3 separate regions of the Mus musculus genome follow, and regions 1 and 3 are each linked to region 2. The links are chromatin contacts, found by Hi-C or POLR2A ChIA-PET in ENCODE. All regions are on one chromosome and are shown on one strand. The core of a region is the stretch at or near the end of the contact, and the rest is flanking DNA. Distances in the headings are between cores, read along the strand shown.

Region 1 (4,070 bases), core at 362-2,861, 77 kb after region 2:
GGGGTTAGGCAGGACACGAACTGTGTGGAAAGACAACTTTCACACCCATGGATGGGTGGGACCTGACCCATGGATACTTGGCTAGCTTTAAATCTCATCCTATCACTTCAATCCACCGCGGCTCTGTATCCCTTCCATGCTGCGACACGGCACACCAGTTATTTCCCCCAAATTCCTCCCAAGAGGTCCAGCGCCCGAGTCCCACACACTTTTCTGTCACTTGATTGTGGGTTTCACCATGCAGCCCAGGCTGGCCTCGAACCTGTAGCAGACCTCCTGCCTCGGCCTCCCAAATGCTTTACATCGTGGTCTTGTGTTTGGCATAAGTTACTACCAGAGCATGCAGCTAGTGGAGCCGCCAGGCTGCTCACGGTGACTGCGGCTGCCCCATCCCGACCAGCAAGGGCCGGCACTCACCGGTCCAGGCTGCTGGGTGGCCGGGTCACAGGCCAGGGACACCAGATCCTTGAGCGGGTCCTGGGGGTTGAGATGTGGCGGGTACCGGATGGCCGTATGGGGGAAGTAGGTGGAGGCTGTCTGTGGCAGGATGGGCGTGGCAGGGAAGTGCAGGGCCGAGGTCGGGTGGGGGCTCCGCGCGATGCCTGTGGACAGACAGTCCCCAAACTCTCATGATGCGCAGTCTGGGTGGAACTTCAGGCTATCCTCCTGCCTCAGCTTAAGGGATGCCATAGTGGTCCCCAGCAGAGCAGATGGCTGGTGGGTGAGTGCAGCTCTGTGCCTCACAGGCCCTTTCCACAAAGAGCCAGGCAGTAAACCATGAAAAAGGACACACACACACACACACACACACACACACACACACAAAAGAAAATACAGGGGCTGGCAAGATGGCTCAGCAGTTAAGAGCACTGACTGCTCTTCCGAAGGACCTGGGTTCAAATCCCAGCAACTACATGGTGGCTCACAACCATCTGTAATGGGATCTGATGCCCTCTTCTTGTGTGTCTGAAGACAGCTACAGTGTACTTACATACAATAAATAAATAAATCTTTTTAAAAAATAAGAAAATACAGAGCCTGGGTGTAGTCTACAGAGCTTTCCTCAGTACACAGGAGCCTGTGGCAGGAGGATTGCCATGAGTTCAAGGCCAGCCTGAGCTACAAAGTGAGGTGTTGCCTGATTACAACTAAATGTCCAATAGTCTCCACTACCTTCACATTATGCTGTGACATCTGCTCTACCCCTCCCAGGCCTCCAATGAATCCACTTCCTGTCTCTCCAGTGTCCCTACACACACACTTCCCGTCACAGAGCATACTTGAAATACAACCTACAGGCCCTCCACACTGTGGGATGTCAGAGCCTTGCTCCTGTTCACAGCTGTGTAATATCCCAGTGTCATCAGGCATCACTAAGTCCTCTCTCCACAGTGGCCGCCCACCCCTTCCCAGTCCTGCGGTAGATGGTCACATGATCGTGTCTCTCCCCTTGCTGGGCTCTATCAGGATCACAGAGTATGGCTAACCTGGCATGCAGAGATCTGAAATTAATGAAGTAGCTGCTTGGAATCAGGTGCTAAACAATCCTTCTATTTCACTCTACAGGTGACACTTGGCGCCCCCTACAGGTTGCATCACCAAAGGGCAGGCCGTGCTCAGAAACCTGCAGCCCTTTCGTGGCTGTGCTGGTGACAGTTGCGCCTCCCACAGGTGACACTCACCACTGTGTACCGCGATGACCGGCCTGTGGTGTTGTGTGAAGCTGGAGAGCCGGGGGGAGTCCTGGGGGGACGGGCTGTTGAATGGAGATTTGTCCATCTCTGTCTTCTTCACCGGGGATGAGATGCCTGTGGGGAGGGGACCCAAGTCTCCATCTCTGAAGGGCAGCAAGTGATGCCACACATACCCCCCAAGCCCAAGGCTGTACATGGGAATGGGTGGGGGGAGACACTCAGAATGTCCTCCAGTGGCTCAGGAGAGGGCACAGTAGATAATACACAGCCACAGACAGGAGCAAGGCCCTGACATGTCTTCACGGCAGGTTCCTTCTATTTTCAGAGACTTTTCTCTGTTCCCTCGGGGACTGATGCTGGGGCTGACCACAGTCAGATGCTTGTCCCCTACCTCACTGGCTCAGACTAGTCTCCAACTCATTGCAATCCTCTTGCCCCAGCTGCTCAAGTGCTGGGATACCAACTACAGTCTGCTCTCACCACCCTCATGTCAGCAAACACACATCACAGGTTGAGGGGGGAAAGACAACTGTGGACACCTGCCTCCCTTGGGGGTGACACGGGAAGCAGACTACAAGGGATGAGGTCAGAGTCTCTAGGAGCAGCACCCAATGTGGCCGCAGGGCCCCACTGTCCCTGTCAGTCCTCCTGACCTCCCCAGTCAGACGTCTTATCCACGGTCCCCCAGGGCAGCATCAGCTCACACCCCTTCCTGTCTAGACTGTCCCCATTACAGGCTCATTAGGGCTACTAAGTGGATTAGGGCAGCCTGTCTATGTCCAGCCTTTGGCGCCGGGGCCTGCCAGTGCCAGGCGAGGTCCCCACACCCCCCATGTGCCCCACCCCCACCAGCCAGGCCTCAGTTTCTCCCAGCTACATCCTAGCCTGTGGAGAGCTCTGGACCCTCCCATCCCTGCCCTAGACATTGACTGGAACCAGAGACTCTGCTCCCCTGGCTGTGGGGGGGAGGGTGTCTCACAGCGCTGCAGGGACCAAGCTGGGGTTTGTGGGCGACTAGACCCCTCCCCACCTACGACTCCACCCCTCCCCACCCGCGGTGCTTCAAGAATGGCCTTGGGGTGTTGCAAATGTGGAAACGGAGGCTTCAGAGGCTGGCGTGACCAAGAGGCTGCCAGGCTGGGCTCGATGACTCCTGTGGGCTGCAATCTCAGGGGTGCGCAGATGAGGTCCTGAGATGCCCAGGGGGGCACCTGGAACCAAAAGCTGTGGGAACGCCGAGTTTCCGGACTTGGCTACCGGACGAGGTATACAATTCCCAGGAGACCCTGCGACTCGGACCTGCTTCTTACTTATGGCACCTGCAGTGTTCGGGCTGGAATATCTAGTTTACAGTAAGGTAACACACGGCTGGACTACAACTCCCTGGAGGCCCTGCAATGTTAGCTTAGCTCCTGCCACGGGTGCGTGGGTCCTAACTGTGCCTCTGGTCTTACCTCCTTCTATGTCTTCCGTCCAGTTGCGGCTGCTACTCGTGGGTGAGTTGGGCGACGTGTAGTAGTCGCCGCCGGGGCTCGTGTCCACGTCCTCTTCCATCGAGCCCGACTTGTGCCGCTTGCTCCTGGAGGGGGCGGAGATAACAGTCCGGTGGTTACCACGGAGATGGTGGAGGAGTTGGCTAACTTCCCATTTGTAGGGTGAGTCATCACAGGACCGCATCCTGTCAATTACCCTTTGCTAGAGACACCGGGACAGAAGCGAGAGGGCACCCCAGTGTCTTTGCAGGCTGTCATATGGGAAACACATCACATGATCAGCTCTCTGTCCCACAAATCTCAGGAGAAATTTGTTGGACTCAGTGGCCTACCAGGGCTCGGGGAGAGGGCACTAATTAACTAAGTTTTGATGGATAAATAGTTTATCCGCCCACTTGTAAAGTAAAAACAGGTGTTGCAGACAGAACAGTAAGTCAGCTAAAGTGAGAAGGGGAGGGGACAGTGGGGGAGCTGAGACCAGATGTACCCAGCAGGGTAACCTTGGCACCTACCCACTGGAGGAGGTGCTGGGTAGAGTCCTTCTCATGCCGGCGCTGGCCGGGTTCAGGTCATATGCCAGGTGACCCTGCAGCTCTCCCAGTGAGAAGTTGGGTCCGGTTCCGGTCACCACAGGTGCTGGAGAAGGAGATGGATCCCATGAGGGGGCAGGGCGGAGTCCCGTAGCCCCATGTGACCAACCCAAACCCTGAAAATGGAGGGGTTGAGGATGGGGACACTCACTCCGAGACACTTGGATCAGCTCCGTGACACTGAACACACCTGACGTGACAAAGCTCTCCTGGAAGTCTGTGGTGTCTGGAAAGAGCACAGAGTCAGAGGTCAGCCGAGATGGCCACCTCCTTTCTCCATAGTGTCCCTGCAG
Region 2 (4,050 bases), core at 1,229-3,728:
TAGAAAGCTTATTCTAAACTGGCTTCTGATCTGAGTCACAGGGCAGATACCACACCCAGATGGCTCAGGGAATTGGGGTCAGGACTCAGGGTCTTCTCTAACAAGACCACTGCCGTCTGGGGAGACATGGCTGTCACCACTGGGGTGGGTCATTGTTTGCACCCAGTGGAGGCCAAGGATACCAAGTGTCACCCATTGGCGAGGCTGAGAGGCCACCCTGTCATCCCAGCCCCTAACCCCATGGAATGTAGCAAGACACACACCTGTCCAGATAGGACTATACTGCAGCCCAAAAGTAGCCCTGTCCTGTTAGCCCAGGGAGGTGTGACTAATGGCCTCTGCCGTGGACACTCACTCATCCCCAAAAGTCCCACCAGGACAGAGCTGGGACATCTGAGCTTAGGAGATACTTGTATGCCTTACACAGCACATAGCATGTTGGGCCTCCGTTTCTTTACCTGGGCTACAAGGGGTCCATCCCCTCCCCCACTACACTATGAAGTCTCCGGCCTGTTGGCTTCTCCTGTGTGCAGGGTCCCAGCTTGCAAAGAGGCAGAACTGGGGAAGGGGATGGGGGCATGCAGCTAAGGGCATCCTGAGGTGCCCAGCGTTGGAGAGCAGGCCCCGCCCTCCGGAAGGGGGTCCAGCCATCCCAGGGCACTGAGGAGCCATAGGTGGTGAGGCGGGCATGGATGCAGACCCTTGCTCAGACCTCTCCCAATGCACACAGGACTCTAAAGTCCCGGAAACTGCCTCCAGCTCCCACGCCAGTTGTTTCCTTCCTTTGGCTGTGTCCATGGCTAAGAATAGGCCCCATAGCCTGGCCCCCAGCCTCGGCGGAAGCCACAGCCACAGGGGGTACATCCTGAGCCTCAGCTCCCACACCAACCCAGCATCCTTGAGCCCAACTCCTGTCCTTGACTGTGGTTGGGAGCCTTAGCAGGAAACTGCAGCTCCGGGCCTCACCTGATGGTCTTGTGTGGGCTCTACATCACACTATGTTTCTGCCTAAGTTTCACCATGCATTCTGAGCTCTGTCACCTCCACACAACAAAGATGAGTGTCCTTCAGCCATTACCTGATTCTCCAGACCAAACATATCCTTATCTCAGGTCAAGGGACAGAGGAAGAACATACAACCACCTCTCTGTTTCATCCACCCCAACCCATCCACATCAAGAGCAGCCTCAGATCCTCTTCCCACCACAGCTCCTCACCCTCACCACCAAACATTCCTGCCAGGACACCTAGGCAGGGTTTCTCTGTGTAGCCCTGGCTGTCCTGGAACTCACTCTGTAGACCAGGCTGGCCTCGAATTCAGAAATTCACCAGCCTCTGCCTCCCAAGTGCTGGGGTTAAAGGTGTGTGCCACCACGCCCGGCTTTTTTTTTTTTCTTTTAAGATTTATTTATTATTATAAATAAGTACACTGTAGCTGTCTTCAGACGCACCAGAAGAGGCCATCAGATCTCATTATGGGTGGTTATGAGCCACCATGTGGTTGCTGGGAATTGAACTCAGGACCTTCAGAAGAGCAGTCAGTGCTTTTACCGGCTGAGCCATCTCACCAGCCCCCGAAAAAACCCAATCTTCATACCCCTTACACCCACAGTATTGATACCTAGCCAAATGTTGAGAAGGTAAAGACATTTGTTTTGCCTCAGCAGCCTGAGATCAGAAACGTGGGATGATCTGTGTCCATTTCTGTCCCTAGCTTATGGGATGGATAGACAGGGCAGGCCCAGCTAGGAAATCAGAGGAACTACAAACTTCACGGGGGTAGAGGCCAGTCAGGGTCAGGACCTAGTGTTGGGATGGGTGGGAAGGCAGGAAGGGTGGGGGTGGTGCAGCAGGCAAGGGGCTTCCTGCTGCTGACAAGAGTCTGGCTGACCCTGGGCAGACTATGGAACTGGGAGGTTGAGGTCACAGCCAGGCCAGGCATCTCAATCCCCACCAGGACCTGTCAGGGCCAAAGAGACCCAAGGTCACCTCCTCCACGCAGGCCCCCCTCCTCCAGCTACTAGGCACAGGACTAACACCCCTGCCTGGCTCAGTCATCCTGGGCAACTGTCAGGGCTTCAGGCAGTGAGTCTGCAGGGGAGGGTTCCCCAAGACTGCTCCATCTCTAGAGGACAGCCTGGTCTCCGACCTTACACCTCCCCTACCCCAGCCCTCTCCTTCCCCTCCAGCTCTTGGTCCCTGCAGTCAGGCTGGAGCTGGCCTTGCTGACCCAATATCCCTGGAAGGCTCCTGGACAGCCTTGGCGAAGGTTAGTTGCTGCTGTGTCAGGACCAGCCCCATTTGGCCTCCCAGCTCTTCCCACATGGCCTCCCTCTGGGTCCCTGACCTTTCAACAACTGATGTCTCTCTCTACTCTGTCACCCTTGTGCCCTGCTTGGTTCCCACCCTAGCGGCTGAGAGGCGAGGCCAGCGCCAGCGCAGGGGGTGGGGCTGACGAGAGTCGGCAGAAAGACAGATGGAGACAGGGCGGGACGGGAAACAGCCTCACAGTCCCATCCCTCCAGCCCTGGACGCCTGAGGGTCTCCAGTGCTCCCCTGTACCCACGGCCCCAGGGCTTCTGTTGGGGCCTCCCCTCAACCAACGTGACTTGGTTTCCCCAGGGAACTCCCCTACCTGCTCTCTCTGCCTGGCCTGGAACACCACAGAGGACACCTAGGTACAAACAGCACAGGTGAGTCCCTTGCCTCCCTACTGTGACTATACCACTGTACCCAGGTAAGCCTCTGCATAGATCCTGGGGAACCCAGATCCACTAACAACCCTGCTGTGGCCTGCCTACAGGGGGGAATGATAGCAACCAGGTGCCAAAGTTCCCTGAAGGGGATCCTGTGGTGTGACATTTACTCCGGTGGTCTAGCCTGGGCAAGTGCAGTTTCCCTGGTGGTACGTGGGTACACTGGTTTCCTGTGTCTGGGTGAGGCCAGTCCAAGATGCTGTGGCAGTGATGAAGTTGGGGGTGGGATGGAATGGAGCTGGGAGCTACAGTGTGTGGCTTGGAGCTGGGCATGGTGATTGTACTCACATAGGCTCAGCTCAGAACCTGGGTCACATCTCGATGGCACATGTCCTACCCAGAGAGGGGCATCCATCCAACATGCCAGAAAACAGGCCTCGGGGCCCCTCCCCCAGCCCACTGCCACAGGATGACACCTGCACCCTGGAACTGTGGCACAAACAGGAAGCAGGCAGTGGGGGGAACAGCATGCGGTGAAGGTGAACCTGAGTCTGTGGGGTTGTGGGCATGCACACTGGGTATTTGGGGTGCTGGCAGAACAGCCCACTGGGCACAGCTGCGGCCAAGGCTCAGCCTCAGGAGCTCATAAGCAGAAAGTCACCAGGGAAGGCAAATTCGTTACACGGGGAAAACTGAGGCTGTGTAGCGTGGCTATGGGTGATGGAGGTGTGGGGAGCCCAGGCTGCTCTGAGGCCTGGTGGGGGAGGCTTGTTGCAGATGGAGGAGTTGGGAGAAGGAGGAGGGGCCTAGCCTGCAGAGCCCAGCCACACACCACATTCCACCAAGGCTGGAACTCAGCCACCCAGCCTGGGCCTCAAGGAATGAGCTCTAGCGTCCCAGGGCACACATATACAAGGATGAGGCCCCATCCTAGACAGAATACCACTGCCTTCCACCCCCAACGGTGGGAACATGGCTCAGGAACGCAGGACCATCCCACATCCCAGGGACTCAGGGTGGGAGGGTTCCAGAATCCTTCTGCTTCCTGGTGTCCAAAGCTGGGGTGTGGTGGCCTGTGCCTGTCACCCCAACAGAAGCTGGAGGCAGATGGAGCTCAGTGAGTTCCAGGCCAGCCTGGTCTACACAGAGTCTGCATGAGGACAAACAGAATTCCTGAGCCTTGAAATTCCCAGGCCCAAAGCTCCCTGCTCCAAAGCTGTGGAACCTGATGGGGCGCAGAGACGCCAAGTAAGTCTCCTGAGACCACACAGCATGGGCTGCTGGCCAGCGTGGGAGGCTGCCAGGTCTGCCTCAAGTCTCGCCTAGGCAACTTGAGCTCACCATTATCACTTGA
Region 3 (4,324 bases), core at 875-3,374, 98 kb after region 2:
GAACCCTGGCTGTAAAATTAGCCGATTTAGGAGGGACGGGTGAAGAGAGACAGAGAGACAGAGACAGAGACAGGTCAAGGCAGACACCATGAGTGACATGTGGGGGGGGGGCAGGGCGGAGAGGTTGGGGGGCTGCAGCGTTGCTCCTTGGGTCCTTCTGTCCAGCCTGGGCTTGTGTGGAGCTGGAGAGACCACACTTGGAATTCAGGGGACTCTTGAGATCCCATGGGGGACTCCCTCAGGGTAGGAGGGGGTGAGTGGGAGATCACAGGGGTGGCATCCTTCCTGCCAGATCGACCCACACCCTCCTATGGGGGAAACTGAGGCCAAGGCCACACTAAGTCCTCAGGGCTGGAGCCAGCACTGGGGTTGCCCCCGCCCCCAGCTCCCAGCAGCAGCCTGGATGGAGGCCTCCAGAAGGCCAGGACGGGGAATTCCACGTGCCCAGGCTGCCTTCCAGCCGGCCACGTCTGCCTCAGACCTCTCAGCCACCAGTAGTCAGTCAGCACAGAGACTCCAGTCTCCCTGGGGTCACACAGCAATTACATCCCAATGCCGGTGCTCTGGCGGCAACTGAGCAACGCCTGCCCTGGGCTGTGGGGTGACCCACTCCTCAAATCTCACTTGAAGTAGAAACTGAGGCCTGCAGAGGGGCAGGCATTTATCCAAGGTCACCAGGGAACCCTGGGTAGGGCAGGCTGGGGTTCCCTCAGTATGAGGGTCTCCCCTGGGGATCACAGAACTGCACCTCTTACCAAGATGGAGGGACCCGCAGGAGTGGAGGACCCCAGGATCCTGTCCCTGAGATGGGCTACCTGGGTCTTCCCTGGCAAAAACAACCATGGCCCTCACAAAGTTCTCCTCAGGACATCAGACAACTGCAATTCCCAGAACCAACACAGTCTGGAGACCACTATGTCTCACTCTCTTTCAGGGGAAACTGAGGCAGACACAGCAAAAAAAAAAAAAAAAAAATCACAAGAGGCTGTGGAGTTGGAAAAGACAGGCTTATGATTCCAGGGGGCAGACACAGCTGGGGGGCTCCTTGAAGGGGGGTCCCCTGGAGGGATGGATGCACCCCTCCCCACTCTCCCTCAGATGCTGGAACCCAGCCAGAGGGGCACAGCAGGGCAGGTGCTGGATTGGCCACCTAGTACGCAGTGTCCGCCAGTCCCCTGCCGCCGCCGCGGCCTCCTCCTCCTCCTCCTCCTCCTCCTCCTCCTCCTCCTCCTCCTCCTCCTCCTCCTCCTCCTCCAGCCCTGGCCTCTGCTCCTCCCGCCAGCCGCCTGGCAGCGCCTGCTCGGCTCAATAATTCAAGAATCAATGCGGAGCTGGGGGGGAGCTGAGCCAGGGAAGGGGGGGGACCCGCGATGGACACCCGCAAGACTGCCCCTCCCCCCGCGCGCCAACTTCGCGCGCCCCTCCCCCTTCGCGCGCACACGTGGGCCTGAAATGGAGGGGGACACTGCCAGCTGGAGGGGGGGGCGGCCACCTGGGAAACCAAGAACTCGCGAACAAATAGTCTAGGGGTCCCTTTACCGCACAGCTAGGGAGACCTACAGTGCAGCAGGGAACCCCAAGATCAGTCCTACGGGCGGGTGGGGAGCGTTCTACGTGCGGGTGGGGTGCTTCCTGCGGACACCTACTCTCTTCTCCATCTGGAGGGGACCCAGACTTCCTGGGTGCAAAGGGTGAGGGCTGTGGGGAGGACGCCAGCCCCCCCCCCCATCCAGCCAAGACGAGAGAGAGTTCCAAAAACAGCCGATTTAGATCAAAGTGGGGGCCCAGAAAATGGGGTTCCAAGTGTGCAATCAAGCTTAACGAGGATGGAATCCCCAATCTCAAGAGTTGCCCGCACCCCAGGTCCATGCCAGGAACACCCTGGCCTGGAAGAGGGTGGGTAGAGAGGACGCGCGCGCTTTTTTTTTCCCACCCCCGCTGCGGAGGGGAGGTTCCAGACTGCAAGAATGCGGTTCCAGGTGGAGCCGGGGTGCGGGCCGGGGCCAGGCCGGGAGCGGGGTGCGTACCTGGGTCAGGCAGAGCGGGGAGGAATACATCCCGGGGCGCTGGCACCGGAGGCGCAGAGGCCGAGCGGCCGCCGAACTTACTGAGTCATTTTTGCAGCCGCCCTCCCGCTCCTCCCTCCGCCGTCCTCCCCGCCCCGCGCCGCCTCTCGCCCGCCCCCGCTCCCTCCCTGCCGCCCGCATCCAACTTTCAAAGAAATCGCCGACAGCAAACAAGCAAGCAAACAAACAAACAAACTATGTCTCTACACGCGGACCCCCTAGTCCCCTCCCTCTAGAGCTATCCATTTGTAGAGGAGGACACAGCGATCAGGTCCACGAGATGGGGCTGAGCCCTTAGCTGCCCCCCACATCCCACCTGAGTCCCTGCAGCAGCCTGCCTCTGCCCCCAACTGTACCCCAAACTCCATCTGTCCCCTCACCTGTGCCCTCAAAGTGGCCACTGCCAGTAGGGTAGAGGGGGACCAGTGTGGGAGGCTTTCCCTTAAAAAGCCAATAAGTGGTCTAGCAGCAGGTATGGGGTCCCTGGGAAGGGTGCGGTGCAGGACTCAAGGCCAGGCCAGGCTCTGACACTACTGTGTGATAAAGAGCAGAGTGGGGTGATCCAGGCCAACCAGGTCCCCAAGTTTAGATCAGTGTCCAGGCTGCCCATTTCATATTTGGGGAATCTGAGGCACAGGGAAATCTCACTCCAACTAACTTCATTTTTCTTCTCTTTTCTTCCCTTCCTTCCTTTCTTTTAATTATTACTATTTTTGAGCCAGAGTCTCATGTTGCCCAGGTTGGCCTTGAACTCACTATGTAGCTAAAGATGACCTTGAACTCTGGATCCTCCTACTTCAGCCTCCTGGGAAGACAGGTATGCTGGGCCTTGCCCAGCTGGAGATCACCTTTCTGAAGGCAGCGTCTGAAGAAGCCTGCACACCCCCACCCCGGCCACCAGTGTCCACTCACAAGTCTAGGCCTTTTTCAATTATTTCTCTCCCAGGGACCCAAGGACATGGGATGTGAGGGCTGGGGGGAGAGTGTGCTACAGAGCAGTAAGATGCTTTAATCCGTTATCACTGTAATTCCAGTGAAGCCAAGGCCCAGAGAAGGAAACCACTGGTTGGGGTGTCGGGTCCCAGGTGCCTGCCTGGCACACCGGCCACCTGGTCCATACCCCAGGAGATGCCTGTGAGTGACACTATTAGGAGTACCCACGGATACTGACCAAACCACCTGTCAGATTGGATGCGCGCCCTTGGGATGTCCAGGACACCAGGGCCCACACCTGTCATCCCAGCAGGGATGAAGAGGCAGGAGTGTCAGAAGCCAAAGGCCAGCCTGGGCTACATGAGCCCATACTGATCACCTCCCTATATTAGGGACAGCACACAGCAGGTTCAATGCATGCATAGTGTGCATGTGTGGCTCTGTCCCAGCCAATAAACATCATTCTCCCTGAACCTCAGTTTCCCCGTGGGTGTCTAATGTTCTGGGTTGTGGAGATGCAAGCAGACACCAGCACCGAGGTGACCATGTGCCAAGGGTGCATCGGGAGGCTCAGGAGGACACTAGACTTGTACCTCAGCTGCATATGACCCATTTGTTAAAAAAATAAAAAGTCAGGGTGCTGGAGAGACAGCTCAGCAGTTACAGTCCCAGCTGCTCTAGCAGAGGAACCCAGTTTCGGTTCCCAGCACCACCCACATGGCAGCTCACAACGGTCGTGGGACCCCGACACCCCCACATGTGGGGCACACAGATATAAATAACAAAATAAACAGAAATAAATCTAAATATACAAATTAAAGCCAGGCATGGTGGTGCATGACTTTAACCCCAGTGCTCAGGGGGCAGAGGCAGGTGGATCTCTGTGGTCAAACCTAGTCTACAGAGAGAGATGCTATCTAAAAATAAAGGCATCTTGCTGTTGTTATTCTTACCACAGTTGCCTCTGGAACTGTCCCTAACACAACTGCACTAAGGGAGAGACATGGCCACCAACACAAACTTCCACCAACTGGGTCCAGCACAGGGCAACCCAGCCCCAAGCCTCAGCCAGGGACAACCTAAAATCATATACAGCCAGGAAAAAAGGGGGGCGACCTGGGGCTGTCTCCAAGGTCCATCCAGGCAGGGTCCCCAGGCAGGAATTGCTGTCACTAACCCAGCAGGGTTTGGGACAAGGTGTCTCTGACACTGGTTTCCAACTGCTACACAATGGCAGTGACAACTCACAACTGTCCCCAGGGCACAGTCATCCCTGCTTAAGATGCACAGCTGCAGACCCTGCCTGAGAACTCAGCGTTTCACTT

The links. A loop is a pair of places that touch in the nucleus more often than their neighbours do. ChIA-PET counts read pairs that join two places held with the same protein, here RNA polymerase II (POLR2A).
Region 1: a loop to region 2 is called in a map of heart, with 5 times the contacts of the local background. The contact joins the enhancer-like site here to the promoter of Tbxa2r in region 2. A Hi-C loop is called at or near these places in 1 of 37 maps with a recorded cell type or tissue (heart). POLR2A ChIA-PET finds 5 or more read pairs at or near these places in 4 of 5 experiments (Patski and embryonic stem cell).
Region 3: a loop to region 2 is called in a map of T-helper 17 cell, with 2.4 times the contacts of the local background. The contact joins the promoter of Nfic here to the promoter of Tbxa2r in region 2. A Hi-C loop is called at or near these places in 1 of 37 maps with a recorded cell type or tissue (T-helper 17 cell). POLR2A ChIA-PET finds 5 or more read pairs at or near these places in 4 of 5 experiments (Patski and embryonic stem cell).

Annotation. Positions count from the first base shown.
Region 1 is chr10:81,404,407-81,408,476 of GRCm38, forward strand. Nfic (nuclear factor I/C) reads right to left here. Exons shown (of 10, transcript NM_008688.3): 4 at 3,929-4,003; 5 at 3,700-3,823; 6 at 3,149-3,273; 7 at 1,683-1,808; 8 at 418-602. Among named protein-coding and RNA genes, the nearest start is that of Gm16104, 3.1 kb to the right of the region's middle. Within about 2 kb of position 1,612, at least 2 of the 3 ENCODE cell types and tissues checked have a DNase peak (open chromatin) inside an H3K27ac peak, as active enhancers do; they include heart, where a contact is called at or near this core.
Region 2 is chr10:81,326,225-81,330,274 of GRCm38, forward strand. Tbxa2r (thromboxane A2 receptor) reads left to right here and starts at 2,479. Exons shown (of 3, transcript NM_001277265.1): 1 at 2,479-2,693. It overlaps Cactin (cactin, spliceosome C complex subunit), which reads left to right. Exons shown (of 9, transcript NM_027381.2): 9 at 1-27.
Region 3 is chr10:81,425,049-81,429,372 of GRCm38, forward strand. It overlaps Nfic (nuclear factor I/C), which reads right to left and starts at 2,125. Exons shown (of 10, transcript NM_008688.3): 1 at 2,028-2,125. The coding sequence starts at 2,057.